Regions from separate parts of the Homo sapiens genome. Here regions 1, 2, 3, 4, 5 and 7 are each linked to region 6. The links are chromatin loops, found by intact Hi-C in ENCODE. Cell type or tissue: Caco-2. All regions are shown on one strand. Each heading gives the region's core, and the rest is flanking DNA. Links, peaks and the distances in the headings are about the cores only.

Region 1 (4,344 bases), core at 223-4,222, 160 kb after region 6:
TGCTCCTTGAGCCTAGGAATAGCTATGCTTCTAATTCCTCTTCATTTGCTCATCATTGGAGTAACAGCTGAACCACACAATTGGAATAAGTAACCTGACGTCATTTTTAGTACCAATCTTCCATTTCTTCCTTAAGTATAAAAGTGACCCTCACAGAGAAACTAACTACCTAGAGCTATAGGTCCAGAGTAGAGCTCTAGCTTTGATTTTCCTTTTGCAGCTATGGTCTGAGAGCTTGGATGCAATCCACTGCAATTTGATATCAGTGACAGGGTAGGGATGCTCAGGGAATCTGTTGAGCCACCAAGGAAGCCTCACTTTCAGCTAATGCTTACATGGGGCTGTGGAAGTTGTCCAGCATCCCTGAGGACAGAGTGTTTGCCCTGAAAAAGAACATTCCCTTGGCAGAAAGCATCTTGTTGGCTGGATTTTATTATAAATGTGATGAGAATACTTTTGGCCAAGTAACTGGTCGTTGGGTCATTTTGTGGTAGTCAAACCCACAAAGAAGAAAAGCCCTCACATGGTCGGGTGAGGTGGGAATGGATCAAGCACTAAGGCCAGGTCTGGTGAAGTTAGGGAGTAAGGCCAGTGTTTATGGAAAGGGATTCCTTCATGAACCCCTAAAAGATGCTTCTAAACTCTAACAGTAGGCTGATGTCTGTATTTAGAGTTGCAAACAACATGTTCTGGGAATACAGAGGAAGGCACCACTGCCTCTACCTTGGGAGTATATCACAGAGAATGAGATTTATATTTGGACTTGATGGATGAGAGATGAGTAGGAGTTTGACAGAAGAAAAGAGTGGAACTGTCTGGATGTACAATGGCAGAAGTGGCAGGAAGGACTGAGGAGAATTGGCTTCTGGGGATGTGTCAGACATAAGGGCCTGGGCACCACATAATGGAGCTTGCAATGGGGTATGTGAAAGCTTAGATGAGATGGTTTTTTTCCTGTCCTCCTGTGGGTTCATAGTGGGCTCACCTCACTCACTCCTGCTAACAACCTGCCCCTATTGATAGATAGCTGAAATGGGGTCTCTAAGCCTCCAGCAACAGCTTAGGAGCCAGCCTTGAAGTACTGGCAGCTAACACTTCCCATATAGACCCCGTAGTCCATCCTATCTTAGGAAGACAATGCACTCATGGGGATGGTAACATCCACCTCCAGACTCCAGAGGCTCCAAGGAGCCTCTCTCTCTCTTCAAGTAAAGAAATATTCACTGAGCTGTGTGTAGAGGTTTACATGGTTTGGGACCAACATGTGGCTGGGTGACTTCACTTCCATCCTCATACAGTGGTACTCGGAGATGAATGGGGGGTAGAGTGATCAAGATTTAGTTCAATGTCTACCTCCAGTGGGGCAGTGCTTGGTAGTTGACTCATTTTGGTCTCTTTTGATGTTCACAGTCACCCATTGAGGTAGGTGTGACTGTTGATCCCATTTCACAGATTAGGACAGGATAATTTGCTAGAGGTCACAGGACTAGTTGGGGGAGGGAAAGGCTGTCAGGTAGGATTTTAACCTTAGAGCTTCACGTTTTCTTAGGATCTTGCAGGGAGACCTTGAGCAAATTCCTTTCCCTCTTGGTGGGGGTGGGGGAAGTCTCCATTCCCTAAGTATAAATTAAAGAGATCTGCCAGTTTGTGATTCTCTTTACTTTAAAGTTCAACCGTATCACTTGGATAGGTGTTTTGTTTGTTTGTTTGTTTGTTTTAATGGGGATTCTGGGAACCCAAATATATTTAAGTTCAATAGGTCTGGGGTGAGGCCCAGTAATCTGCAGCTTTTAACAAATCCGGACATCAACATAACTACCTGAGAAACTCAAGCAAAATGTATGATGCATGAAAATCTTATTGTGAGCTGGTCAAAACACATATCGCTGAGCTCCATCGGTAGAGATCCTGTTTTGATACCTTTGGTTGGACTGTGGCTCGGTAATTTGCATTTCTTAGAAGTGAGTCCGTTCAGCTGGTCAACCGCCCCGCCTGTCTCTCTGTGACCCTCCCAGGGCGTCAGCGGTGCTTTTTTACTTGCATCTTGTGGGAAAAGGATCCGCGCAGGCAGCCCCCTTTTAGCACCGTCCTGAGTACACAAGCCAAGCGCTTAAATACCTCACTCAGCCCTGGATTTGCAGTTACTCAGGGCAGGCGAAGGCGCGTTTCCGCGTTTGGTATATTCCCGCGTGCTGCCAGCTGATGGCGCCAGAGAACTAACCTACTGGAATAGGGAGGAGAAAAGAAGCAGGGAAGAAAAGCGGGAGGTGAAGATTAAGGCCAATGGTAGCTTCCGTTCTTGGACTCGAAGATTCCCTTAATGGGTTGACATCAATGAAAGCCAATGGTAGCTTCCATGAAAGCCAAAGCTGACCACCCCCCCAAGCTTCCCATTCTCTTAGGAGGCTGCATTTTGGGTGCTAAATGGAGGGATGGGCGTGGGAGATGCTGGGACATGTGTTGGCTGAAGATACACCTGTTAGTCCAAGGTTGCTTCGGCTCATAGTGGCTCAACCCTCTTTGTCAATTAACCTTCTCAGTTAACTAAGGCTGCCTCACCTGTCTTTAGGCAAACCTACCCCCCGTCACGCTGGGTTTTTAGAGTTTTTAAAAGCGTCACGGTGTAAGGCCAGCGTTGCTTTTCGTATTCTTAGCGGGTATTTCTGGTGCTGACAGCGGGGAGCTGCCGGGCGGGAGTAGGAGTGGAGAGAGAATAGGGAGAGAGATAACAGGTGTGAAGCGTCTCTCAATGCCAGGCATCCTGCTTTCGCACCTTCCATAGGTTTTTTCGCAATCGTCTTTCTATTTAATCATTTTCTGTTTCATAGATTAGGAAACCTCAACTAAGTTGCCCAAGGACAGCCCTTGAATAATTTTATCTTCTGTCAGACACCAAAGCCTAAGGTCTCTTATTTTGCAGAGGCTGCTTTGTCAGGATTTCAATGCATGCATGTCCTGCGAATCACTGCTCCTCACTCACTGATCCATCCTGCTGTCCACGCGTTCATTCACTCATTCATTTCTTAGGGGTCATCTACAAGGCATGGGGCTAGTTGCAACTAAAAATACAAAAGAAAAGGGACTCTGCTGTAAAGCAGAGGAGGTTTTTTTAAATGATTTACACAGAATTCCGGTGCTCCGCATGGTTTCGATCTCCCCCCACCCCCCAAAATACTACTGATACCTATTTTGTTCCACACAATTCGATGGACTCTGAAAATACAGAGAGGGGTGAAATCTATCCTTGCCTTTCAGGAGCTTATTGCCGTACGCAAGAGTAATCTCTGAGCTTTAATTTTACATACCAAATTTTTAACAAATTGAGCATCAACTATATATGTATGTGTGTGTATATATATATATTCTGTTGTAATTAACATGTTAAATAAATATTAGGCACACTTAATTTCTTATTTTTTAGATGAAGATGAATCTAAATGCTGGTTCAAGTATGTCCTTTGTTCACCCTAGTGGACCATCTTGGGTGATTCCTGGAGTGCTTTCTCAGACTGCAACCCTAACCCGCTGGTATGTGCTTGGCTCTGTTCCTTCTTTCTGCAGCTGTCTGTCAAATGCCAGTCTTTTGTGGAGGCCCGTCCTAACCCCTTCCTGTTTCCTCTCCTTTTTGTCTGCTCGTATCTGAGGCCTCTTTTCCTATTTATTTGTTGTTCTTTCTCCCTCCATCATCTTCTGTCGTCAAATCATGTGTTGTTTTTCATATACTACACCTGAGTTTATAGGAAATATGTTTACTGTTTTTGTTTTTTTAATTTTTGGTTTAGTTTCTGCCTCCCTGCTCCAGAATGTAAGCTTCAAGAGGGGCAGTGAGGAGTTCTTAACACCCCACACTGACTGAGAAACGGTTGGGAGTGGAGGGAGACAGCTTTGCCCTGTACATCCTGAAATCCCCTGAGGTGGGGGTGGGAGTGGAGGGAAGATCAGGGAATGTCCATTCATTTTATGAACTTGAAGTTGGGTTGAACCCTATTATATCCTGTGATGTTGGTTGTTAATCTCAACCTGAAGCCCTCATCGCTAGTCATCCACTTCTTATTAGCTTTGTGACCTTGAATGAAGGTTCAAGGTTACCTTCTTTCTTTGCACCTCAGTTTCCTTATGTATAAAATGGAAAAAATTAAATTTGGTCATCCTAAAATGTGGATTCATAGGGCATCAGTCCCCTGAGTGTAAAAGAAAAAATATTTGCGTATTTATAAGGCTGCAGAAATTATATTCTTCTGAGGGTCAAATAAATATATTTGTGGTTTTGAAAGTCTTCACATATTATATCAGTAGCATATTTACATCCAGGAAATATTGGAGAAAGAATTTTATTTTATTTTT
Region 2 (4,344 bases), core at 165-4,164, 490 kb after region 6:
TAGGGTCACTACTTCCCAGGTCTTATTTTCTGCTGAATAGATTAGGAGATTCAATTATTAGTTTATATAGAGATGATGAAGCTCTAGGGAACCAACTCAAACTAACCAAATTGACAAGTGATTATATATATATTTTAAAAACCTAGGGCAGGTGCAGTGGCTCAGGCCTGTAATTTCAGCACTTTGGAAGGCTGAGGCGGGGGGATCACTTGAAGCCAGGAGTTTGAGACCAGCCTGGGCCATATGGTGAGACCCCCATCTCTACGAAAAATTAAAAAATGAGCAGGGTGTGGTGGTGCGTGCCTATGGTCCCCGCCACTCAGGTGGCTGAAGCAGGAGGATTGCTTAAGCCCAGGTGGTCGAGGCTGCAGTGAGCTATGATTGCGCCACTCCATCCCAGCCTGGGCGACAGAATGAGAGCTTGTCTCAAAAAACAAACAAACAAAAAAAAAACAAAACTCAGAAATCAAATTTACAGTTAAAGCTATCAAGTAAAACAGCTATATTTACTCATATATGCATTCTCTTCCTATGGATAAGTCTATATGGACGTACATTATAATTAAAAGGTTGCTTGATGAGAATGGAATTAGTGTAAGATGAATTAAGTAGATGCTCTTCATAGCTGGTAATTTTGTACTATGATATTTTGATTCATCATTGTTCCCTGTATGAAATAGCCAGAAGCACAGACCTGAAATTTGAGCTCAGGGGTAGTTTACGCCCTAACTGTTCTTTTCTCCAGACACATACACAATTTTAACGATACGAATTTATCTCTCTACTAGGGAACTATTGTCTTTGTTCTCAGTGTTAGATTATAGCTGTAGGCTCCTAAGTGGTCTCCTGCCCTTTGCCCCACTGCAGTCTGTTCTCAAGCAGCCAGGGTCACCTTTAAAAACTAAAGTCAGACCCTGTCATTCTTCTACTCAAAACCCCAAAATGACTCCCATCTCATTTGGAGTAAAAGCCATAGTTTCATGTTGATCTTTCTGGGGTGACCATATATCCTGGTTTACCTGAAAGAGTCCTGGGTTTATGCTTGTTTTTCTCACATCCTATTAACTTTACTTTTTACCCCAGATCTTCAATTTTATTTAAAGTTTTCTTATCAGTATTTGCATTAAGTAAGCCACTATGGCTTAACAGACCTCCTTCCAGCTTCTTCCATGGTCTCATCTAGCAGCGTATGAAACACATATTCAGTGAACAGTGCTCTTTTTTTTTTTTTTGAGATGGAGTCTCTTTCTGTCGTGCAGGCTGGAGTGCAGTGGTGCAATCTTGGCTCACTGCCACCTCTGCCTCCCAGGTTCAAGTGATTCTCCTGCCTCAGCCTCCTGAGTATCTGGGACTACAGGCATGCACCACCATGCGCAGCTAATTTTTGTATTTTTAGTAGAGACAGGATTTCACCATGTTGACTAGGCTGGTCTTGTACTCCTGACCTCAGGTGATTTGCCTGCCTCAGCTTCCCAAAGTGCTGGGATTACAAGCACGAGCCACTGTCCCCAGCCAAATTCTGACTTAATTATGGTTAAATGCAAAAGATGGCTAATGATAACTTGTCTTTTTTCTTGATTCTGTTCAGATGAAACCTAGCTAGCAGCAACCTTTCAAGAATTATATGCAGGGTGCTGCCTGTTAAAGCTAAGAGCTCAAGCACAAGTACCTCTTCTGATCTTAGGTGGTAGCAGAAGAATTTCTGAGGCTTTTCCCCCTGCTGGCCACTTTGTGAACCACCACTCATGCCCTCATGTGGTCGTGTGGTGGGTGGCCTGTGAGATGCGTGGAACCTCCTCAGAGTCAGTAGAAAATGGGAGAAATTGTGGCTTAATGTCATACAAATTATGTTTAGGAAATAGAGGCTAAGTAATTTTGCCATAGAGTATAGTGTAACCTAATTGTTTTATTAAAGCAGTTTTGTTATTATTTGTATATGTGAAGCTCTATTTGTTTTATTATATGGTAATGCCTTTTGAATTTTACAATAAACCCTTTCAGCAGTTAGCTCAAAACAAAACCCACATGTTTAATTGTCTCAAGAAAGCTGATAATGAATATGCAACGTGCAGAAAATATTTTTCAATATTTACCATGTACCATGCAGGCAAGTAGAAAGATCACTATCCCTTTGAAAACCAGAAGGTACAAATATGGTGAAGCAGCTTTGGCATCTATTTCCAAAGTTAATAATTTAAGAAGAATATGCCTTAAAATGACTTCAACACGGCAGCTGCAGGAGGCCTATGTACATGTCATTGTGAAGCACACCTTCCCATTAGTATCAAATAACTCATAAATTAATTTTGCTCATTTTCAATTCCAAGTTTTCTTGTACTTGTAAGTAAACTGGTAATAATTAATGAGTGATTTTCCTTTGCAAACCTTCAAATAATGTTTTTTATAATAATTTCCTTAGAGGTCTCAATTCAAAAATGTATTAATTCTGAAATGTTTCAATTTTGTTTTTTATCTAATTCAAACAATCAAAATAAAATATGTGAAAATTTATTTCCTAGTCAAAAAGTGAAACATCTGACATTGTTAATGCCACTGTAAATTTAGTTGAAAAGCTCAACATTGAAGGTAAACTGTTGTTTTTGTTGTAAGAATATGAATACAAATGTTAATAGAGCACAGCATTGTGTTAAAAATGTTCTTACCAAGTTAACAAGCTATGAAGCAGAAATGTACTTGGAATTGGTTGTAATGTGCACAAAATTTGTGACTGCATTCAAACAAGCTGCGGTATTCTGTCAGTCAAAACAGAAACTAAAATTGTCAAAATGTATAAATTATAAATATATATATACACACACACACACACACACACAGATTTTATAAGTAACTGATCTACAAAACTTTTCTGACAGAAGCTGATATTGAACACTACCATGCAAGGAAACATTTCAGAATGACTATATGTATATTCCTGTCTGTGTTGCATGTCATCAATTGGATTTTGGGAATGCCTGAGCCTTTGAAAAACCACTTTGTAAAGCAACCCAAATTTAGATTGCATTATGTTCAAGACCAGTTGGAAATTTTTAATCGATTACTGAATGAATGTAGCATGAAAATTCAGCTTTTGAAGCTTTTAGCAAGTTACAATTATGTAAAATAAGGCTTGCAAAGGAAGAAGCTCAAATTTCTCCCTACAAAAGCGAAGAAGGAGTTGAACAAATCAAAAGATGAAAGCAGATATGGTTTAATTATCTATTTTGACAATTGTGCTTCAGAAAAATCTTGACTTTGATGTATTTTGACTTCTAATTTTATTTGGATAAATTTTTATTCTCTACCAAAATGGAGAAAAATTGTGAAAGTCTATGATTTTGCAGTATCTAGATTTGGTGAAATGTTGAAACAATCACAGATATAGACAACTTGAAAGTTTTATCTTGTAAGAAATTATTGAGCAAAAGTGCTTTGAATGAAGGTAGAAAGACAGCACCTATGACGATATTGGCCTGAAATATTTACATATTTTAATCTAAAAAATGAGAAGATTCTTCATTTAGCAGAACTTACAGGTTCATCAGTATCTAGAGAGGAAATGTGTTCTCAGTTAAAAACATATAGTGAAGCATCAATTAAAGTTGTCCATAATTTCAAATATATTAACCATAAAATGAAGTTTTGAAAAAGATTGCAGTTTTATAAAAAAATAACTGTTTAAATAAAAAACGAAAAAAAACACATGTTCCTGAAAAATGTCCACATCCCAATGCTAGAGACAATAATATCTAAATAACCAATTAAGGTATGTGAATACATATAAAGAATAATTGTCTGTACCATTAAAAATGTTCAGATAATCAATTTTTTGTTGTTGTTGAGACAGAGTGTCACTCTGTTGCCCAGGCTGGAGTTCAGTGGCATGATCTTGGCTCGCTGCAACCTCCGCCTCCTGGGTTCAAGCAATTCTCCTGTCTCAGCCTCCCGAGTAGCTGGGACTACAGGCACCCACCACCATACCTGGCAAATTTTTTTGTATTTTTAGTAGAGACAGGGTTTCACCATGTCTGGTCACATGACACCAGGCTGGTCTCAAATTCTCCTGACCTCAAATGATGCACGTGCCTCAGCCTCCCAAAGTGCTGGGATGATAGGCGTTAGCCACTGTGCCTGGCCAATATTTTTTTAAAGTTGCTTGAATGTTCATAACTTTGTATCACTATCACTTTAAGATATTTCAGGAAATTTTTATTTTGAAAATAAATTTTGGATAGAATTATCTTATAGGTCCACCAATATAATAAGACCAAATTCAGGTCAATAAACACATTTTTTTTTTTTTTGAGACCGAGTCTCGCTCTGTCACCCAGGCTGGAGTGCAGTGGC
Region 3 (4,344 bases), core at 104-4,103, 99 kb after region 6:
AAGCATATACTAGTGGTTGAATAAAAAGTTAATAAGGGAATATGATGGATAAGTCAGTTAATAAGAGAACTTGGTGGATAAGTGAATTAATAAGAGTCCACAGTGGAGGCAATTTCCCTGTTTATAAAATGTTATCTTTTGAATATACACAGGATATACTTTTCGAAATAAAAAAATATATATAGGGGAAACAATTTTCACTCATCCTCTAGACACCCAGTACTTTTCCAGAGATAATCCGTTGCTATACAAGCATAATTCCTTTTCAATATATTTTTCTAGCAACTAAGAAATTCAGGATTTGTAATTCTAATAAAAAGAGTGCTGATCTGGGCTGAAATGAAAAGTTTTACCTTAGATATATGTCTCATAAATAGTTTTTATAAAGTCAGGGAATATCCTTAAAAAGCAATTACCAAGGCTGTACAACACATGAGTTTGAAGGCACAGGGAGATTAAGATTTAGAATAAATTTAAGTGAGATCTAGGGCCAAAGAATAGCAGGGTGGTGTTTGTGTGTGTGTGTGTGTGTGTGTGTTGGTTGGGGCAGGTGGGAGGCTTTGGAGTTTGCCTGTAGACTGCTATCATCTCTAGGCCTTGGTAAGTCCTTGCAAAGACACACAGTTCTGAAAGGTTGGCACCGGTGTAGGTTTTTAAATATTTTTGTTATCCACAGGGTGACCCTGGACACCGTTACAAAAATTTAAAAATTTCACCCCTAGGCACACAGATTACCCTTCTCGTGGTGGCATGGCAAGGCTTGATTTGCAAGAGTTTCTTTTGGACTGTCGTTAATTTTTCCCTTTAAAAACAGGAGCTCCTTCATGGTGACAAAGGAAGGAGGAAATCATCCCTTCTAACCTACTTTGTCGTCTTCATTCCAAGAACTCTAGAATGGCACAGCACGTTTGGTTTTGAAACCTGTGGAATTTTAGTGCTGTCCATTCTCCCAAGTGTATGCCTTTAGTGAAGGTAAAAGGAAAGACTGTTTTCTGTGTCAAGGGAAGATTCATATGCAAATCCCAAGACTCAGATGTTATTTCAGAAGAGTTGGTGTCCATAGTAAAGTAGAACTGGCCCAGGCTTATCTGCCTGAAAGGGCAACTGTTTGAGGTAGAGGGAACTGGCAGAATAGGAGGGGTGGAATCTTCCTGGGAGAAAGTAAAAAGAATTCTAGGTGGAGAGGAGATCAAGATGTGAACCAAACACATGTCTTCTAAATTACTATAGGAAATGTTGGAAAGGACTTTAGAACAAACAATAAATATGTCATAGGAGGAAAACAAAGAGAAGTCTTTGGGCCAGAAATAGAAACTGTTAAAAACAAAACAACAACAACAAAACATAAAAATAAAAAAAAAAACCTTTAAGTTTGAAAATGACAGAAGTTAAGAAGTGGAAAGTTGCATGGGATATGCTTTCATTGCGGCCTCTCTGATAAACCATTCCCCAGTCCATCTTTGTATCCTTGCTTGTCCTAAGCAGCATGGTAGCAGCCGTGGCATTCATCAGGCTAAAGTGGTCATTTTTGGCACTTGGGCTAGAGATGGCAGTGAAGCAGAATCATTTGGGTAAATGCCAGAGGCTTTTTGTCTCACAATAAGGAAATTGAAGATGTAGACACAGAAGGAGTGGATTTAAGAGTGGAAGGTTAATAGGCAAAAGAAAGAAGAGAGAGTTCCCTGTGCATTGGAAGGGTGCCTGAGCGGGTTTCTGGGTTTGGGGCAAGTTGCGGCTGGTTTTATAGATGAGCTTGAGGAGCCAGTGTCTGATTTACACAGGGCTCAGAGGGTTGGTTGGACCAGGTGTGAATGCACGAAGAGGCTGGCCATCCCATCCTAATCTTTTATTATGCAGATGGGGTCTCTATCTGGCCAGCGCCATGTTGCCTGAACACTTGAAGACAAAGAAAAGGGAAGAAGAGGCAGGGCGCCGTAGCTCACGCCTGTAATCACCGCACTTTCTGAGGGCGAGGAGGGTGGATCACGAGGTCAGGAGTTCAAGACCAGCTTGGCCAAGATGGTGAAACCTCGTCTCCACTAAAAAAAATACAAAAAAAAAAAAATTTAGCCGGGCCTGTTGGTGGGCTCCTGAAATCCCAGCCACTCAGGAGGCTGAGGTAGAGAGCTGCTTGAACCCGGGAGGCAGAGGGTGCAGTGAGCCGACATCGCCCCACTCCACTCCAGCATGGGCAACAGAGCGAGACTCCGTCAAAAAAAAAAAAAAAAAAAAAAAGAAGAGGACACCTCCATGTTGAACATGCGAGTATGCCTGGCTTCCAAGTATCCCTTTTCTATTGGCATAGGTGCCGGCATTCCCCTTTGCAAGTTTTAGCTTGCTTATCTATGCTTGCAGCTGATTTTTCAGGCTGATTGTTGTTAGAAAACAAAATTAGATGGGGGCTGCTTTTTTATTAAAAGGAAAACCTTACCAACGACTCCCTTACCCACACTAACTGCCTAAATAATTGATTTTTTTAGCTCCTGTATCAGCAGTGCTTGCCCCTGATAGATGATGATCATGGGGGGACCAGGAGCCTCTAGACTTAGAGAACTTTCCCCACCCTCCCTGTGGAGTGTTTCCCTCCCCAGCACCCCCTGCTGGTCAGTTTGACAAACAGATGAACAGAAGTTCTCAAATACACAGTAAGCAGATAACCCCAACATCACCAGAAATATCAACTTGTGATGGCATTTTGTCAAGTTGTCTTTGTTATCGGCATCATCTGTTGCTTTCTGAGGGAAGTATTTTGAGTTCTCCTACTGAGACTGTGGATTTGCCTATTTCTTTTTGTATGTCAGCTTTTGCCATATGTATTTTGTAGTTGTGTTGTGAGGAAGATTCATGACTTATCTTGTGGGAGAATTCTGTATTTAGCAGATTTTCGTCTTAAGTTCTGTTTTGCTTAGTATTGATGTTATTACTTTGCTTTTTCAGTTTCAAAATCATTTAGTATATCTTTTTCCTTTCTTTTAGCCTTTGTGTTTTTATTTCAGATGTGCTTTCTTATGTACTGACTGTGATCCCCAAATTCATATGTTGAAGTCCCAACTCCAAATGTATTTGGAGGTGGGCCTTTCAGACGTAATTGAGTTTAGATGACGTCATGAGGGTGGAGCCCCCATGATGACACTAAGTCCTTCTAAGAAAAGGAAGAGAGTCTGAGCCCTCCTCTACACCATGTGAGGGCACAGAGAGAGAGCAGCCATCAACAAGCTGAGAGAGGAGGACTGAGAATGAAACCTACCTCGCCAGAACCTTGTCATATCCCTTCCCGGTTTCCAAACGAGTGAGAAATCAATTTCTGTTGTGTAAGCTACTCAGTGTATGAAACTTTGTTATGGCAGCCAGAGCAGATTAATGCATGCTTCTTGGACTTTGTTTTTAACTCAATATGAAAAACATATGTTTTAATAAAAAAATTACCCCATTCATCTGTATTGTGTTTACTGATAATTTTGGACTTATTTTTGCCATATTTAAGAAATCCTCCTTCCTCTTTCCCATGCTTTCTTGTGTTTTTTTAATCCAAGTGGATGATAAGGTTTGGGAATCACTATCGTAACAGGACCATGAAGGGCTAGATAAGGGAAGCTGGCTTGCATTCAGGGAAGGGGCAGAGGAGGGAAGCTGCCAGCTGGGCTGAGCTAAGATGACCTGAGCTTACAGACCCTGGATGAGCATCCTCTTCTGGATACAGGACCTGCCCGAGGCACCATTTTGAAATAGGCAAATTTTATTTGCTTTGTCTTCTTTCATCATCTTTATTAGCTTTTGCATCTTGAGTGAAAAATATAGCTGTTTTCATATTACCCCAAGTTCCCGAGTTTATTTTTTATGTAAGAATGTTCCAACCTTTGAAATCCCAAATGACATGTTTCCTCTCTTTCTCAGACCATGCTTTCATTTCAGTCAATGTAACAAATCAGCCAGGTCTTAGGAGTTTAGAAATCTGATTGGATTGATTCATACTAAGCGGTAACAGATCTACCACAGCCTTCTAAGATGAAGTTTTTTAAAAATGCTCCATGACCTACACAATTCTTTAATTGCTGGAATTGCACACTTTAAAATCGCATCAAATATAAACATTCAATTTTGTGGAAGTTTTGTTTTTTATGGAGAGATGAAAATAGGTGTTTCTTAATACTGGCAGACTTTACTTCCAAAGCCAATTCTATTAAAGTATCTTTTCTGCTTCAAATCTAGACTATCAGAAAGAATGAAAATGCCAATTATTTATTTTTTTTATTTTTTATTTTGCTATAGCTGCAATGTTCACAGTAATCCAAGTTCCAATGGCAGGGTGGCAGAGTGGAACCAAAAGAGGCCAAGTTTTGTTGG
Region 4 (4,344 bases), core at 193-4,192, 100 kb before region 6:
TTATGGCTCAGTTCTCTTCTGGAAGGTTTAGAAGAGAATCTGTTTCCTTGCCTTTTCTTTCTCCTAGAGCTCACTCACATTTCTTGGTTCATGACCCCTTCCCCCATCTTCAAAGCCAGCAGTGTTGCATCTCTCTGTGCCTCTTTCATGGTCACGTTTCCCTCTGAATCTCTGATTCTCCCTTTTCTCACCTTTAAGAATCATCGTGCTTACATCAGGCTATCCAGATATCCAAGATAACCTTGCTATCTTAAACTTAGATGATTAGCGGTCTTAATTCCCTTTTCCCATATAACCTACATGGTCATATTCCAGGGATTATGGTGTGAACATCTTTGGGAGCCTGCTCCACACATTTGTCATACAACTCACTTGTGGTCTCCTTTCCTGCTCATGCTGCACAATGCTAGGCATTCCAACTCCATCATACGAGAGACTGGTTTTTTGGCCACACTTGACATTATGACTTGATAATTCTGATAGAACTCACTAAAAAATGGCGAGATTTGGATGCAGAGTCACTTAATGTCTCATGGTTAGGTGCTCCCTACCAGGGCCCAAAAGGTATATTCAAACAGTATATAATTCAAAAGGAGTTGTTATTCAAAAGATATATAACTATCCACTGCAAAAAACACGGGCTTTCTCCAGAACCCCAAAACTTTGCCTTGTAATTTTCCCACTTGGGCTTGCTATCAACTCCACATGGTATCTTTTCCCACATCTGATACCAGAGGGTCAGCCAGGGCACATGGTCCAAGCAGCTGTACTGTTTTCACTATAGCTTGGATCTTCTGGGACCCTTTCCTAATCCAGACCCCACTCAAGGCTGGCAGCCTATAGCATCCCCTGTAAATTGGCTGAAACAGTATACCCATGCATGGAATATGCTACCTTCAGAACCCAAAGAGATTTATCAGGCAGTGTACTTTCTTTTTCTTCATGGGGTATGCAAGATTCAATAATTCATCCTTTTCTTTGGATGGGTGGTCTTAGCATGCCCCTGATTTAGGGGGCCTCTGATTCCTCACGGGGTTTATTTCCTGTCACCTGAAATGCATGTGTACCGGCACCTCCAAGGTAGTTGATTACTTCTTGCCATCTGGCCTAATTAGCATGTTAACATCGATATAGTAGACAGGTGTGATGGTCTGAAGGAAGTACAAGTAGTCCAAATCTTTTCTATCTATATTATAACAGAAGGAACACTATATCTAATATAGTCCTGGGGCAAAAATACACATGTACACTGTTGTCTATTCCATGTGAGTGGAACTATTTATGATCCCTTTTTCTGATAGAGATAGAAGAGAATGCATTAATTCAACTGATGGCCACATACCATGTACCTGATTAAATGTGCATTTGCTCTAGCAAAGATTCCACATCTGGCACAGTGGCTGCAACTGGGCCCACCAGTTGGTTGATTTTGTGATAGTGAATGGTCATTCTCCACAACTGATGAACTAAATGCATACATGACAGGGAGCATCATTTCTGTATCCTTTAGATCCTTAAGGATGGCACTAAGTTTCATGCCTTGTGCCCATTGGAGTCATCCAGTGAAAAGTGGAGCAGAGTGCCCTAAAGACTTACAGTGCTGAGGAGATAAAAATTGGAGTTCTGAATTCGATAACGCAGGAAGTGGGAGGACACTAGTAAACATCCCAAGGCCTCAGCTGGGGCCCTTCCAGGCTACACTCTAGAAGTGAAGCCAACCAGAGGTAGACAGAGCCTTGGCATTATACAACTGAGTCTCAAGTTGATTTTATCCATGACTGAAATCTGATCATTAAAAGGTCTGATTGATAATCAGACCTCTTAATTGATAATCAGACCTTAATGATCTGATTTCACTCTGTATCAGGAGGATACAGTAAACCCTCCTTGGAGGAAAATAACATAATTCAGGTGACAAAGTAAGAGATAACATTTCACCCGGAAAGGCATCTGACATTTTCTTTTCTTGTAAAACCAATGTGACGCCAAGACCACCCTGGCTGAGCTCTTGAATATACCATTTTCATTTAACTGCTTTTTTGGCCTTTTGGATTCTCCCTTTGTTAGTCAACCAGTCTTAGTTGACCCAAGACCCAAAAGGGATGCCAGATGGAAGAGGCATCCTTGAGTCAGGCAGTGGATCTCAAGAGTTTGGCAGCAGGGTAATTGACAGCTGCCTTTATTGGTGTGTACTTGTGGCTACCTCCAGTAGGTGGCAATGTTGTCCTAGGAAATGGCCTCTGAGCGCTTCTGTATTTAAGCAAAGCTAGGATTTCCCATTCTTTTGAAGAGTCTATATTGTTGTTGCTAGACTACTGAGAGGGGACAGGGAAACAAACTGAGAGGATGATCTACATGTCCCACAGGAAGCAGTTGCTGAACAGGGTGATCCTCTCTGACACGAGATGAGGAAGTGAAGGCACTCAACATCATTCCACAACAACGGTATCTTGAATCCGCCCAAGGAGCTCCATCTATAACGTTACTTTAGCTTTCTTTCTCTCACAGCAAATCATACCTAAACTCCATCAGTTGAATTCGTTTGCTTTTCCCCCTGTAGGAGCATAATGAAAATCAGGCTCCAACAATTGTGCCTGTCTAGGAGCCCAGGGAAGTTCAGGGTGAGAGGGAAAGGACAGCTAGGGTGGCAAATGGAAGACAGCAGAGAGAGAGAGGGAAGAAAACTTAGTTGCTAGCCTTTTCCCTCCTTTAACTCCTTGCTGCAGGGTCAGAATCTAAGCACAAGTGTCAGTTCTTTTCCATGCACCTCTCAGTATTTGGTGAACACCCAGGCCCAGAGATCCCTTTCTACCCCTATGTACACTGCCTCAGCTCCATCCTTTAGTCCTTGGTGCCTTTGGCCATTCCTGTGCCCAACATCTTGTTCTCTTACAGGACAGGGTAGGATGGTGACTTGGACACCTGAATCCAACAGAGCCATAAGCTTGAGCCCTTCCCTCCCTGAAGTTCCCCAGTATATGCACACAGGTGTGCATGGCCTCCGTCCCATTTGGGGACAGAGATATCTCAGTTGCATTCTAATTATCTTTCTCTAAAAGCAGCTGAGGTTGAGGCAGAAGGGAAGGGATGGGTTAAAGGGGGGCAAAGGGGAAGGAAATTGGCTACATGTATTTTTAGTTTTGAATGACTAGTTTGTATTCAATCAAATAAATTTCAAATGTTTTGTTCGCCCGAAGCTATATATCAAATAGCAAGGTCCTTATTGCTGACACCATGTATTTCAACTTCAGGGATTCTTCACTCAGTAGCCACAACCACGTTGCTTTTCTGCTGGGCTGTGGGGCTTGCTGCTCCATTGTCATGAGAGCATCCCTTCCTGTTCCTGCCCAGAGGAGACTGAGTCACATGAGTGACAACCAAAGAATCATTTGGGTGGCTTATTTCAATTCTACCTCTGGCCACTCAGACTCATTAGCAGGTAGGTCAGTGGGGGACCCTTAATTCACTCGCCCTTACCCCCACTGCACCTTCTGGAGAAAGTACAGCCCTGCCAACACCTTGACTTCAGGTTATACATTTCTGTCCTCTCATGACTGTGAGAGACTAAATTGTTTTAAGCCACCCAGTTCATAACAAATTACCCCAAACTTGGTGGCTTGAAACTACAGAAATCTACTCTCTTATTTCTGGAGACCAGAAGTCTGAAATTAAGATGTTATCAGGGTTGGTTCCTTCTGGAGGTTTTGAGGAGAACCTGTCCATGCCTCTCTCCTAGCTTTTAGTGGCCTCTGGCAATCCCTGGCAACCCCTGGCTTGTAGATGTATCTCTCCAATTTCTGTCTCCATCTTCACATGGCCTTTCTTTCTCGGTTTCTCCTCTGTGTTTCTTCTTTACTTATAAGGATGCTCGTTACTGGATTTAGGGCTCACCCAGTAAGTGCAGGATGATCTCATCTCTTGAATCTTAATTTAATTACATCTACAAAGCATTTTTGTCTAAATAAGGTCACATTTATAGGTATATAGGGTGAGGATAGTGCCTGCCCTTAGGGGCAGGCACAGTTAAACCCACTACAACCTTGTTTAATCCATTATCCCATTTCAAAGAGAGATCTGGAGTAGAATGTGATAGTGGGTTAGCTCTGTAACCAGGAATTGGATGAGTGAGTGGTGATAAATCCAGACCTAAGCTGAATTTTCTAGCTACCTGGTCTTGAGAGCTAGGACAAGAGAAAATCAGAGAAAGGTATTTGCTGCATTCTGAAATGCTTATATTTCTTAAGTGATCCAAGGTGGGTGTACTTTAGATGCAGGAATGGCCATAGTAGTGTCTGGATCTGATGAACTAGCTCTTAGGAGAAAGAACAATAAGCTATATTTCAA
Region 5 (4,344 bases), core at 177-4,176, 270 kb after region 6:
AAACTGGCCTCATATCTTTTTCTATACAGCACCTGTACAGGGTTCCTGACCTGTGATGAGTAAAGAATATCATTTTCTGACAGACCCAGGAGCCCCAAGTATATCTAAGAACCTCATCTGGGGAGGATCACCCAACTCATAGGTATTTGGTGGCACAAATCCATGGCTGGGCTCAGCTTTAAAAAAGACTTATCTGAAGTTTCTTCTATGAAACAAAGTTCCATCAAAGCCAATTTAAAAGCCTATGTAAAAAATACTTATTCTTGCTGTACTGTATACAAATAATTAGGCCAAGTACAATAAAGCAAACCAGTCTTATCGTGATTTGTCTTCAGTAAATATGAGAAAGTGAAGAGAGAAAAATTATGTTTCAAAAACTATAGTACACCTGCTGTTAGATTCTGGTCTTGTCCAATATTTTTCCATTTTTATTATTTTCTACAGTTTGGACTGAATTCTAATTTTTGTTGGCTACAAGTTTTCAAAATAATGTTTTCAATTTTTTTCCCTTACTTTTTTTCCTATTTTTTCTAATTTGGAGTCACTGAAAACTAAGCTGTGATTTCATAAAGCCCTGCAAACTGAAGCTAGACAACTTAATATTCAGAAGAAAATAATAGCAACTTATTTACATAAATAAGCCACTTTCATATCTGCCTCCTGATGTATGGACTTCAGAGTAATGTGGCCTATATAGATTTTCTAGGATTGTTCTTTTGTTGTTTTTCTTTTTTCTTCCCCTATTTTCTCTTCACAGGACATGAGACTTCACAACCTTCTAAAAATGACATTTTCTAATGCCTCAAGACTTACCTGTCTAGGAGTAAACCATCCTAACCATGATGGATCAGTTGAAACCTGAAACCAGAGACTCATTTTGTTCTAAAAGAATCTCCAAAAGATTTTAAAAAAAGAAAAAAAGGAAAATGTGAAAGAAAAATAAATCTTGGGGCCCCCAAGTTACTAATCTAAAGGAAAAAGTCAAGCTGGGAACTGCTTGGGGCCAACCTGCCTCTTGTTCTATTCAAAGTCACCCCTCTGCTCACTGAGATAAATACATATTTGATTATCTCTTTTGGGGAGGCTAATCAGCAACTCAGAAGAATGCAAAAATTTGTCTCTTATTTGCCTATGACATGAAAGCACCCTCCCCACTTTGACTCTTTCTGCCTTTGCTTTGAGTTGTCCCACCTTTCCAGACTGAACCAATGTTCATCTTGCATATGTCTCATGTCTCCCTAGAACCTATAAAACCAAACTGTGCTCTGACCACCTTGGACACATGTTGTCCGGACCTCCTGTGGCTGTGTCACAGGTGTGCCTCCTCAACCTTGGCAAAATAACCTTCTTAAATTGCCCGAGACCTGTCTCAGGTTTTTGGGATTCACATTCCTCATAAATTTTTTAGTGCCAAGTCATGTGACTTAGTTAGTTCATGTGAGATCTGCTTGTTTAAAAGAGTCTGGGACCACTCCATTCTCTCTCTTGCTTCCACTCTCACCATATGATATGTCACCTTCTCTTTTCTTTCACCATAATTGTAATCTTCCCGAGGCCTTTGCCAGAAGGAGATGCTGGGGCCATGCTTGTACTGCCTGTAGAACCATGAACTAATTAAACCTCTTCTCTTTATAAGTTATCCAGCTTCGTGTTTTTTTTTTTAATAGCAATATCAGAATGTATTGACAAAGAAAATTGGTACTGAGAATAGGGTGTTGCTATAAAGACATTTGAAAATGTAAAAGCAACTTTGGAGATAGGTAACAGGCAGAAATTAGAAGAGTTTGCAGGGCTCAGAAGAGATAGGAAATGGCAGAAAAGTTTGGAACGTCTTAGAGCCCTGATAAAAGGTTGGGACCAAGATGCTCATAGGGATACGGACAGTGCAGTCCAAAATGATGAGATCTCAGATGAAAATAAGAAAGTTATTAGGAAGTAGAGTAAACGTTCCCCCATGTTATGCCCTAGCAAAATGCTTGGATGCATTGTGTCACATCCTAAGGACCTCTGGAAGTGAGAGGAGGTGCCAGCTGGGCTTTCTGGGTCGAGTAGGGGTTCAGAAAGCTATGAAACTCACTCATTTCCTGCATGAAGACTTACTTCAGTCCTGGATGAATAATATTGAAAATTTATGCTTAAAATATTCCTAACACCAGGATTTGTGCATGTGTTTTCTTCCCCAAGAAAGCTATAAACAGAGAAAATTTTGCTGTTAAGTTTCTCTGTCGTCTCTCCCTCTCCCCCTTCCCCCTCCCTCGAAACTAAAGTAAAAGAAATGTTAACTGCCTGTTTTTCTGTGACCAGGGGACCTTATCTATATTCCCAATTCCAATTCCTTGTAAACATACTTTGTAAAGTCCTGTAAGATCCTGTCTCCTTTGCCAGGCTGCTGCAAGGTCATAAGATAAGATAAAAGGTCAACTTAGATAAAACCTAAGTTGCAATTCCAGTTTTCCTCAAAATCTAAGACATGGCACAAAATAATTTACTGCCTTTGTTTCTTGCTCTGGTAACATCTTCCCGCCACTCGTATTTCCCGCCTAAAAGAGTTTAAAAGGCAATCACCCAAAACCACCAGTGGCTACCCATTCGGGACCCCTTCCATGCTGTGGAAGCTTTGTACTCTTGCTCTGCTCAATAAAACCTACTGCTCACTCTCTCTCAGTCTGAGTCTCTATCACTCACTGTGGTCAGCCACAACCCCAATTCTTTGGCATGGCTAGGCAAGAACCTTAGGTGTTACAGAAGGTTGAAGTTAAGAGTGATGACCTATGGTATCTAGTAGAAGAAATTTTAAAGCAGCAAAACATTGAAGAATTGGTGTGGCTACTTTTAATTGCCTATGATCAGATGCAGAAGCAAAGGAATGACTTAAAATTTGAACATATATTTACATATATACATATTTTTTTGAGGTGGAGTTTCACTCTTGTTGCCCAAGCTGGAGTGCAATGGTGTGATCATGGCTCACTGCAATGTCCGCCTCCTGGGTTCAAGTGATTCTCCTGCCTCAGCCTCCCAAGTAGCTGGGATTACAGGTGCCTGCCACCATGCCTGGCTAATTTTTGTATTTTTAGTAGAGACAGGCTTTCACCATGTTGGCCAGGATTGACCTCGTGATCTGCCTGCCTCGGCCTCCCAAAGTGCTGGGATTACAGGTGTGAGCCATAGTGCCCAGCTGAAACTTTTATTTTAAAAGGAAGCAGAGCATTAAAGTTTGGAAAATTTGTAGCTTGGTTCTTTGGCAGAGAAAGAATCCAAGCAGTGGGCAGAACAACCTGTTACTAGAGAGATTAGTATTACAAAAGGGAGCCAGGGGCTAACATCCAAGACAATGGCAAAAAGGCCTTTAAGACATTTCAGAAATCTCCAAGGCAGCCCCCCTTATCACAGGCCGAGAGGACTAGGAGGAAAGAATCATTTCAATGGCCAGGCCTGGGGTGCAGCTGCCCTGTGTTGCCTTGGGACAGTTCTCTCTAAATCCTGGCTACTCCAGCCACAGTCAAGGCTCAAAGGGTCCTAGATACAGCTCAGGCTGCTGCTCTGGAGAGCACAATTCATAGGCAGTGGCGGCTTCCACATGGTGTTAAGCCTGCAGGTGCACAAAATGCAAAAATGAAAAAGGCTTGATAGCTCCCACATAGTTTCCAGAGGATGTATGGGAAAGCCTGGGTATTCAGACAGAATTCTGCCACAGGGGCAGAGCCTTCACAGAGAAACTCTTCTAGGGCAGTACCAAGGGGATATGTGGGACTGGAGACTCCACGCAGAGTCCCCATCAGGGTACTGCCTAGAGTAGCTGTGGGAAGGGGGCTGCTACCCTCCAGACTCAAAGATGGTGAACTCACTATCGGCTCACAAACACAGAAGGCTTCAGGCTTGCAGCCCAAACTTTTGACTCCAGCCCATGAGAGCAGCCATGGAGGCTACACCCTTCAAAGTCACAAGGGTGGAGCTTCCCAAGGCCTTGGGAGCCCATCCCTCATACTACTGTGCTCTGGATGTGGGACCTAAAATCATTGTATCTTCCTTCCGTCCCCAACCCAGGGGTTATGACTGTGGAGAATGCTGGATAGGAGGATCTTTTCACTTTGCTTCTATAGCCACAGGTTTTGTATTGGGCTGTGCAATTTGACAGGCAAGCCAGTAGATGGCGCTTATGGATAAGAGCCAGCTGAGGGGAAATTGGCTGGGTGTACATTATACTTGGTCCTTGTCTGCTGGGAGTTCTCTATTACCTCAGGCAATAGGCTGATTCATGGAGTGCACAGGGTCTGAGCTTAGTTCCTTGCTCAGCCCTGTGTGGGGGAGGGGCCAAGGTGAGTAGGGCCTGACCATCTTGGT
Region 6 (4,344 bases), core at 126-4,125:
GCCAGTAACTGGTGGTTAGGTCATATTGTGGTTTGCAAACCCATAAAGAGGAAAAGGCCTCTCATGTGGTTGGGAGAGGTGGGAATGGATCATGCACTAAGGTCAGGTCTGGTGAAGTTAGGGAATAAGGCCAGTGTTTACGAAGAGTGATTCCTTCATGAACCCATAAAAGATGCTCTTGAACCCTAATAGTAGGATGATGTCTGTATTTAGAGTTGCAGACAACATGTTCTGGGAATACAGAGGAAGGCACCACTGCCTCTACCCTGAGAGTATATCACAGAGAAAGATTAATATTTGGACTAGATGGCTGAGAGATGAGTAGGAGTTTGATAGAAGAGAACAGGGGAAGTGTCTGGATGTACAATGGCAGAAGTGGCAGGAAAGGCTGAGGAGAACTGGCCTCTGGGGGTGGGTTATAGATATGGGCCTGGGCACCACATTCTGGAGCTTGCAATGGGTTATGTAAAAGCTTAGATGGGACGGTCTTTTCCTCTCCTCCTGTGGGTTCGTAGTGGGCCCACCTCACTCACTGCTGCAAACAAGCTGCCCCCATTTGAGAGAGAGCTGGAGTGGGGTCTCTAAGCCTCCAGCAACCACTTAGGAGCCATCCTTGATGCCCTGGCAGCTAACTCTTCACATGGAGACCCCGTAGTCCATCCTATCTTGGGAAGACAATGCACACAGGGGGAAGGTAACATCCCCCTCCAGATTCCAGAGGCTCCAAGGAGCCTCTCTCTCTCTTCAAGAAAAGAAATAGTCACTGAGCCACGGGTGGAGGTGAACATGGTTTGGGACCAACAGGCGGCTGGATGGTTTCACCTCCACGGTCATACAATGGTACTGGGAGATGAATGGGGGTAGGGCGATCTAGAATCATTTCAACCTCAACTTACAATGGGGTGGTGCTTGGTAGTTGACTCATTGTGGCCCCATTTAATATTTGCAGTCACCAGTTGGGGTAGGTGTGACTGTTGCTCCCATTTCACAGATTAGGACAGGATAGTTTGCTAGAGGTCACAGGACTAGTTGGGGAAAGGAAAGGGTGTCAGGTAGGATTTTAACCTTAGAGCCTCACGCTTTCTTAGGCTCTTTCAGGGAGACCTTGGGCAAATTCCTTTCTCTCTTGGTGGGGGGGTCTCCATTTCTTATTTGTAAATTAAGGAGTTCTTCCAGTTTGTGATTCTCTGTACTTTAACTTGGATAGGTTTTTTAAAATGGGGATTATGGGAACCCCACTATATTTAAGTAGAGTAGGTCTGGGGTGAGGCCCAGTAATCTGCAGCTTTGAACAAACCCCGGCATCAACAAAACTGGTTGAGATACTCAGGAAAGTTTATGGTGCATGAAAATCTTATTGCGAGCATCCAAAACACATAACACTGAGCTCCATCTGCAGAGATCCTGTTTTGATACCCTTGGTTGGACTGTGGCTGGGTAATTTGCATTTGTCAGAAGTGAGGCCAGTCAGCTGGTCAACCAGTCCTCCTGTCACTCTGTGACCCTCCCCCGGTGTCCGCGGTGCTTCTTTACTTGCATCTTGTGGGAATGACATCTGCGCAGGCAGCCCCTTTTAGCACCGCCCCTGGCACAGGAGCTGAGCTCTTAAAAACCAAGCCCAGCCCTGAGTTTGCAGATACTCAGGGAAGGGGAAGGTGCCTTTCCGCATTTGGTGTAGTCCCGCATTCTGCCATATGATGGCGCCAGAGAACGCGCCTACCGGGATAGGGAGGGGCAAGGAGGCGAGGAAGGAAAAAAAAGAGACAAGTGAAGATTGACATCCATTAAGGCCAATGGTAGCTCAATCTTCTGTTCTCTGACTCCCAAGCTTCCCATTCTCTTAGGAGGCTGCATTTGTGGCGCTAAAAAAAGGGATGGGCGTGGGAGATTCCAGGACTTGTGCTCGCTGAAGATACAACTGTTAGTCCAAGGTAACTCCCGCTCGTAGTGGCTCAACCCTCTTTGTCAATTCACCTTCCTCTAAGTTAACTATGGCTGCTCCACCTGTCTTTAGGGAAACCTACTCCCCATCGCGCTGGGTGTTTTGGAGTTTTTAAAAGCGTCGCGGGGTAAAGTCAGTGTTGTGCTTTTCCTTTTCTCAGCAGGTAAGTATTCCTGGAGCTGACAGCGGGGAGTTGCCGGGCGGGAGTAGGGGTGAAGAGAGAATAGGGAGAGAGATAACAGGTGTGAAGCGTCCCTCAATGCCAGGCATCCTGCTTTGGCACCTTCCAGAAATTTGTCTCAATCATCTTTCTATTGAATTCATTTTCTGTTTCACAGATTAGGAAACCTCAACTAAGTGGCCCAAGGAGAGTCCTTGGATAATTTTAACTTGTGTCAGAAACCAAAGCCCAAGGTCTTTTATTTTGCAGAGGCTGCTTTGGCAGGATTTCAATGCATGCAGGTCCTGCGAATCACTGCTCCTCACTCAATGATCCATCCCGCTGTCCACACATTCATTCACCCATTCATTTCTTAGGGGCTTATCTGCAAGGCGTGGGGCTGGATGATACTAAAAATACAAAAGGGACTCTGATGTAAAGTAGAAGAGACTTTTTAAAAAGATTTACACAGAATTCCGGTGCTCAGCATGGTTTCGATTTTTTTCCCCAACATACTATTGATACCTATTATGTTCCACATAATATGATGGATTCTGAAGATACAGAGATGGGTGAGACCTATCCTTGCCTTTCAGAAGCTCGTTGTCATAGGCAAGAGTAATCTCTGAGGTTTAATTTTAGATATCTATTTTTTAACAAATTGAGCATCAACTCTATATATTCTACTGTAATTAATGTACTAAATAATTAAATATTACACACACTTAATTTCTTATTTTTTAGATGAAGATGAATCTAAGTGGTGGTTCAAGTATGTCCTTTGTCCATCCTAGTGGACCATTTTGGGTGCTTCAGACTGCAACTCTACCCTCCTGTTATGTGCTTGGCTCTATTCCTTCTTTCTGCAGCTCTCTGTCAAATGACAGGCTTTGAGGGAAACCAGTCCTGACCCCTTCCTGTTTTCTCTCCTTTTTACCTGCTCCTATCTGAGGCCTCTTTTCCTATTTATTTGTTGTTCTTTCTCCCTCCATCATCTTCTGTCGTCAAATCATGTGTTGTTTTCATATACTACATCTGAGTTTATAGGGAATATGTTCACAGTTGTTTTAATTTTTGGTTTAGCTTCTGCCTCCCTGCTCCAGAATGTAAGCTTCAAGAAGGGCGGCGAGGAGTTCTTGACACCTGTCACTGCCTGAGAAACGGTTGGGGATGGAGGGAGACAGTTTTGCCCAGTGCATCCTGAAATCCCCTGAGGTGGGGGTGGGAGTGGAGGGAAGATCAGGGAATGTCCATTCATTTTATGAAGTTGAAGTTGGGTTAAATCCTATTATATCCTGTGATGTTGTTTGTTAATCTCAACCTGAAGACCTCATCGCTAGTCATCCACTTTTTGCTAGCTTTGTGACCTTGAATGAAAGTTCAAGGCTACCTTGTTTCTTTGTACCTCAGTTTCCTTATGTATAAAGTGGAAAATTATATTTGGTCATCCTAAAATGTGATGTCATAGGGAATCAGTCACTTGAGGGTAAAAGACAAACATTTGTCAATGTATAAGGCTGCAGAAATTATATTCTTGTGAGGGTCAAAGAAAGATATTTGTGGATTTGAGAGTCTTCAGATATTATATCGGTAGCATATGTACATGCAGGAAATACTGAAGAAGCAATTTAATCAAATAGGAAAAGAGATTTCAGATAGGAGCAGAAAATAAGGAGAGGAAACAGTGGTGAGTAAAAAAAAATTGACAAATTTTATGTAGAGAGTTAACTCTAAATGGACAATGATAGGCTCTCTGGGAATGTGTAAGAAAAGTTTTAAAGAAGGATTCTTTAAATTGATGAGACACACTGCAAGGGAAATTCTGTGACACCTGGAACTAAAACACGTGGAACTAAAACATCGGGCTCAGGGGGTTGAACGGTAGAGGAATAAAAGCATTTTGTATCACTTAGCACACTCATCTGGATCTGAGGAGGGAGCAAAACAGGGAAATAAATCTATTGGAAGATGTCAACTTATTGAGGTAAAGGAGGAAACGGTGAATAGCTGTTACTTTATTTTATATAATAGTAAACAAATTTGTGTTCAATTATGAGCACTAGAAACAAATACCAGTGATTGAATAAAAAGTTAATAAGGGAATATGATGTATAAGTGAGTTAATAAGAGAACTTGATGGATAAGTGAATTAATAAGAGTCCACAGTGGAGGCAATTTCCCCTTTTGAAAAACATTATCTTTTGAATATACGCAGGATATACTTTTCAAAAGAAAAAAAGGT
Region 7 (4,344 bases), core at 226-4,225, 210 kb after region 6:
TTTACTCATTAGCATTGTTGGTTACAAGCACTTCACTGGCTGACTTAGGCAAAAAAGAATTCATTATTGAGGAAAGACCTTAGCACTCAGCTTGGGAACAGAGAGCAACTCTTAAGGACCATATTGTGTTCCCTCAAAATTCACATGTTGAAGGCTTAACCCCCAATGTGACTGTATTTGGAGACAGAGCCTTTAGGGAAGTAGTTAACGATTAAAGAGACTTCTAGATCAACAAGGAAACTGGCAGATAATATGGTCTCAAATAGCTGATGGCAATTAGAAGAAGAATATTTGTCTGTACATCTCACTTGAGAGCTCTTGGCAAAGGTTCTGTGGCCTTAATCCTGGATCGGCTATTTTCATTTCATGTAATTTTGAGCAAGCTATTTACCCTATCTCTATCTCAATTTCCTGCTCCATAAAATGTGGATAATAGTAATGATTACCTCATAGAGTTGTTGTGAGGACCAAATGAAACAATATACTAAGAAGTTTGAATGTACCTGGCATATTGTTAATTTCTCAATAAATGTAGGTCATTGTTATTCAAAACGTATAGTCAGGCAATTTGGAAACATCACTGAATTTCTGTTAGTTACATTCTCAGTGTCCTTTAATTGAATGTCCATAGCAGCTTTAAAAGACTTTCCTGGTAATAGCAAATTCTTCTTCCTGAAGCATGAGGAAAAACTGGAGATGGGGTTGGGTATCTAATAGCCCCTACTGCAGAATTTTTATTGAGACTCATACGATCTCATGGAAAGAGGGTTAAGGGAACTGAGTTTAGAAGGAGTGAGCCTATGAAAGTTCTGCCAGAAGTAAACACATTCATAAATATAGTCATTTGGTTTCACAGTCATGAAAATATCTTAATGAAGACTTTAAGCAAATTATCATCTACCAATTTACATATTATTTCCATTCAAAGAATTAAAATTATTGATGCTTCTAGTGGATCAATCCAGAAACTCAGATGCCAGCCTTCTCACTCTTTCTCAATCAATGACCAAATTCTGCAAACTCTACCTTTGAATTATCTCAAATCTATGGATCTCTTCTCGTCTCAGTAGGCTATCATGCTAGCTCAGGTGGCAATCATCCCTTGTGTGTATCCCACTAACAGACATCTTCCTCCCAACCATGTTTTTCCAGTCCTAACTTTCCAGTGGCTTGCCATCTCCCCTGTGATGATTTAGAAACTCTTTAACATTACTTATGAATCTTTTCCCACATGTCACCCACCTATTTCTGTAGTTCTACAGAAGTGAGGAAGATACACCCAGGAACCATATAATAGTAATCATGTCTCTCAGATGTCTGGAGTTTCTGGCAGTGTCCAAATATTATGTAATACAATTCTTTGGAAGAAGGCCAACTCAATTGTCTATCTTTTTTGTTTTTTTAATTCTTTTTAATATTTAATTTTTGTGGGTACAGAGTATGTGCATATACTGATGCAAAAATCCTCAACAAAATACTAGCAAACCAAATTCAACAATAACATTAGAAAGATTATTCATCATGACCAACTGGGATGTATCCCTAGGATGCAAGGATAGTTCAAAATATGCAAATCAACCAGTGCGATACACCATATCAACAGAATGAAAGATAAAATCCATATAATCATCTCAATGGATGCTAAAAAGGGTAGTGGCCAGCCCCACAGGGTCTGTGCGTTTTTCTCCACATGTGCAGAGATGAGAGATCATAGAAATAAAGACACAAGACAAAGAGATAAAAGAAAAGACAACTGGGCCCGGGGGACCACTACCACCAAGATGCGGAGACCAGTAGTGGCCCCGAATGCCTGGCTGCACTGTTATTTATTGGATACAAGGCAAAAGGGGCAGGGTAAAGAGTGTGAGTCATCTCCAATGATTGATAAGGTCACGTGAGTCACGTGTCCACCAGACAGGGGGCCCTTCCCTGTTTGGCAGCCAAGGCAGAGAGAGTACAGCTTATGCCATTATTTATTCTATGCTCTTTTCAGAAAGATCAAAGACTTTAATACTTTCACTAATTTTGCTACTGCTATCTAGAGGGCAGAGCCAGGTGCCCAGAGTAGAACATGAAAGTGAAACAGGAGCATGACCGCTGAAGCACAGCATCACAGGGAGATGGTTAGGCCTCCAGATAACTGTGGGTGGGCCTGACTGATGTCAGGCCCTCCACAAGAGTGGTGGAGCAGAGTCTTCTCTAAACTCCCCTGGGGAAAGGGAGACTCCCTTTCCTGGTCTGCTAAGTAGCAGGTGCTTTTCCTTGGCACTGATGCTACCGCTAGACCATGTCCACTTGGTAATGGGCATCTTCCCAGATGCTGGCATTACTGCTAGACCAAGGAGCCATCTAGTGGCCCTGTCTGGGCATGACAGAGGGCTCACACTCTCGTCTTCTGGTCACTTCTCACCATGCCCCTTCAGCTCCTATCTCTGTATGGCCTGGTTTTTCCTGGGTTATGATTGTAGAGTGAAGATTATTATAATATTGGAATAAAGAGTAATTGCTACAAATTAATGATTAATGATATTCATATATAATCATATCTATGATCTATATCTAGTATAACTCTTGTTATTTTATATATTTATCACACTGGAACAGCTCGTGCCCTCGGTCTCTTGCCTCAGGTGGCTTACCGCCCACAAAAAAGCATTTGATAAGATTCAACATCCCTTCATAATAAAACCTCTGAACAAACTGGGAATAGAAGAAACATGCCTCAACAGGTTAAAAGCTATATATGACAGACCTACAGCTAGTATCACACTGAATGGGGAAAAGCTGAAAGCCTTTTTTCCAATAGCTGGAACACAACAAAGATGCCCACTTTTACCAGGGTTTGCTAGTATTTTGATGAGGATTTTTGCATCAATATTCATCAGAAATATTGGACTGTAGTTTTCTGTGTTTTGATGTGTCTTCGGTTTTGGTATCAGGATAATATTTGCCTCATAGAATGAGTTTGGAAGTATTCCCTTCTCTATTTTTTTCACTTTTCCTGTTTTTCTATTGGAATTGTTTATCTTTTTTTAATTATACTTTAAGTTCTGGGATACATGTGCTGAACGTGCAGCTTTGTTCCATAGGTATAAGCGAGCTATGGTAGTTTGCTGCACCCATCAACCTGTCATCTACATTAGGTATTTCTCCTAATACTATCCCTCTCCCAGGCCCCCACCTACCAGCAGGCTCCAGTGTATGATGTTCCCCTCCCTTTGTCCATGTGTTCTCATTGTTCAACTCCCACTTATAAGTGAGAACATGCGGTGTTTGGTTTTCTGTTCTTGTGTTAGTTTGCTGCCTTCTCCTGCATTTTTCAGAACAGTTTGAGTAGGATTGATATTCTTCTTTAAATGTTTGGTAGAATTCAGCAGTGAAGCTGTCAGATCCTGGGCTTTTCTTTACTGAGAGACTTTAGTATAGCTTCAGTCTTGTGTCTTGCTATTGGTCTGTTCAGGTTTTGGATTTTGACCTCGTTCAATCTTGGTGGATCATATGTGTCTAGAAATTTGTCATTTTTTTTAGGTTTTCCAATTTATTGATATATAGGCCAGGTGTGGTGGCTCATGCCTGTAATCCTAGCACTTTGGGAGGCCAAGGTAGGTGGATTGCTTGAGCTCAGGTGTTTCTATTTAGGATAAAAGTAGTTTATACACCACAGTTAACAGCGTTATAATATTCTGTCTGTTCGTGTGTACTTATTATTACCTGTGAGTTTTAAAACTTCTGGTGATTATTTATTGCTCACTAATGTTCCTTTCTTTCTCAATGTTCTGTTCTTTCTTTAGCATTTCTTGTAGGAAAGGTCTGATATTGATGAAATCCCTCAGCTCTTGTCTGGGAAAGTATTCTTCCTTCATTTTTGAAGAATATTTTTGTGAGATAATATTCTAGGGTAAAAGGTATTTTTCCTTCAGCACTTTAAGTGTGTCATGCCACTGTCTCCTAGGTTTCCACTGAAAAATCTGCTGTCAGATGTATTGTATCTCCATTGTATGTTATTTATTTCTTTTCTCTTGCTGCTTTTATGTTTCTTTCTCCTTGACCTTTGGGAGTTTGATTTTAAATGCCTTGAGATAGTCTTTGGGTTAAATCTGCTTGGTGTTCTACAACTTTCCTGTACTCAGATACTGATATCTTTCTCTGGTATGGGGAAGTTCTCTGTTATTATTTCTTTAAATAAACTTTCTACCCCATCTCCATCTCTACCTTCTCTTTAAGGCCAATAATTCTTAGATTTGCCCTTTCAAGGCTATTTTCTATAACCTGTAGATGTGTTTTGTTGTTTTTTAATTTTTTTATTTTGTATCTTTTGAAAGCGCATTTTTAAATAGCCTGTCT

Evidence for each region. A loop is a pair of places that touch in the nucleus more often than their neighbours do. Peaks named below come from ENCODE experiments on the same cell type or tissue, not always from the same donor. Only the 100,000 strongest peaks of a DNase experiment are listed, where the experiment ranks them.
Region 1: a loop joins it to region 6, with 14 times the contacts of the local background. A loop is called at or near these places in 6 of 110 quality-filtered maps.
Region 2: a loop joins it to region 6, with 13 times the contacts of the local background. A loop is called at or near these places in 5 of 110 quality-filtered maps.
Region 3: it touches region 6 in a loop (11-fold over the local background); 17 of 110 quality-filtered maps call a loop at or near these places.
Region 4: it touches region 6 in a loop (5-fold over the local background); 33 of 110 quality-filtered maps call a loop at or near these places.
Region 5: it touches region 6 in a loop (10-fold over the local background); 2 of 110 quality-filtered maps call a loop at or near these places.
Region 7: it touches region 6 in a loop (14-fold over the local background); 6 of 110 quality-filtered maps call a loop at or near these places.

Annotation. Positions count from the first base shown.
Region 1 is chr11:58,898,836-58,903,179 of GRCh38, reverse strand. It overlaps a transcript of GLYATL2 not described here. Among named protein-coding and RNA genes, the nearest start is that of GLYATL1, 38 kb to the left of the region's middle. In Caco-2, for the core only: a CTCF peak has its summit at 2,193 (motif pointing right); a DNase peak (open chromatin) is centred at 2,169.
Region 2 is chr11:58,565,491-58,569,834 of GRCh38, reverse strand. The region is part of intron 2 of LPXN (leupaxin); the gene reads left to right. Among named protein-coding and RNA genes, the nearest start is that of LPXN, 8.2 kb to the left of the region's middle. In Caco-2, for the core only: a CTCF peak has its summit at 1,735 (motif pointing left); a DNase peak (open chromatin) is centred at 1,734.
Region 3 is chr11:58,956,957-58,961,300 of GRCh38, reverse strand. All of the region lies in intron 5 of GLYATL1-AS1 (GLYATL1 antisense RNA 1), which reads left to right. Among named protein-coding and RNA genes, the nearest start is that of GLYATL1, 20 kb to the right of the region's middle. In Caco-2, for the core only: a CTCF peak has its summit at 2,580 (motif pointing left); no DNase peak of the experiment used is centred there.
Region 4 is chr11:59,156,519-59,160,862 of GRCh38, reverse strand. No RefSeq gene overlaps it. Among named protein-coding and RNA genes, the nearest start is that of DTX4, 13 kb to the left of the region's middle. RefSeq lists an enhancer at 2,072-2,121. In Caco-2, for the core only: a CTCF peak has its summit at 2,216 (motif pointing right); a DNase peak (open chromatin) is centred at 2,212.
Region 5 is chr11:58,788,417-58,792,760 of GRCh38, reverse strand. No RefSeq gene overlaps it. Among named protein-coding and RNA genes, the nearest start is that of GLYATL2, 54 kb to the left of the region's middle. In Caco-2, for the core only: a CTCF peak has its summit at 4,135 (motif pointing right); a DNase peak (open chromatin) is centred at 2,405.
Region 6 is chr11:59,055,959-59,060,302 of GRCh38, reverse strand. It overlaps GLYATL1-AS1 (GLYATL1 antisense RNA 1), which reads left to right and starts at 1,851. Exons shown (of 6, transcript NR_033853.2): 1 at 1,851-1,931. RefSeq lists enhancers at 1,517-1,776, 1,947-2,016. In Caco-2, for the core only: a CTCF peak has its summit at 1,692; a DNase peak (open chromatin) is centred at 1,712; H3K4me3 peaks cover 690 bases.
Region 7 is chr11:58,848,627-58,852,970 of GRCh38, reverse strand. It overlaps a transcript of GLYATL2 not described here. Among named protein-coding and RNA genes, the nearest start is that of GLYATL2, 6.1 kb to the right of the region's middle. In Caco-2, for the core only: no CTCF peak of the experiment used is centred there; a DNase peak (open chromatin) is centred at 2,340.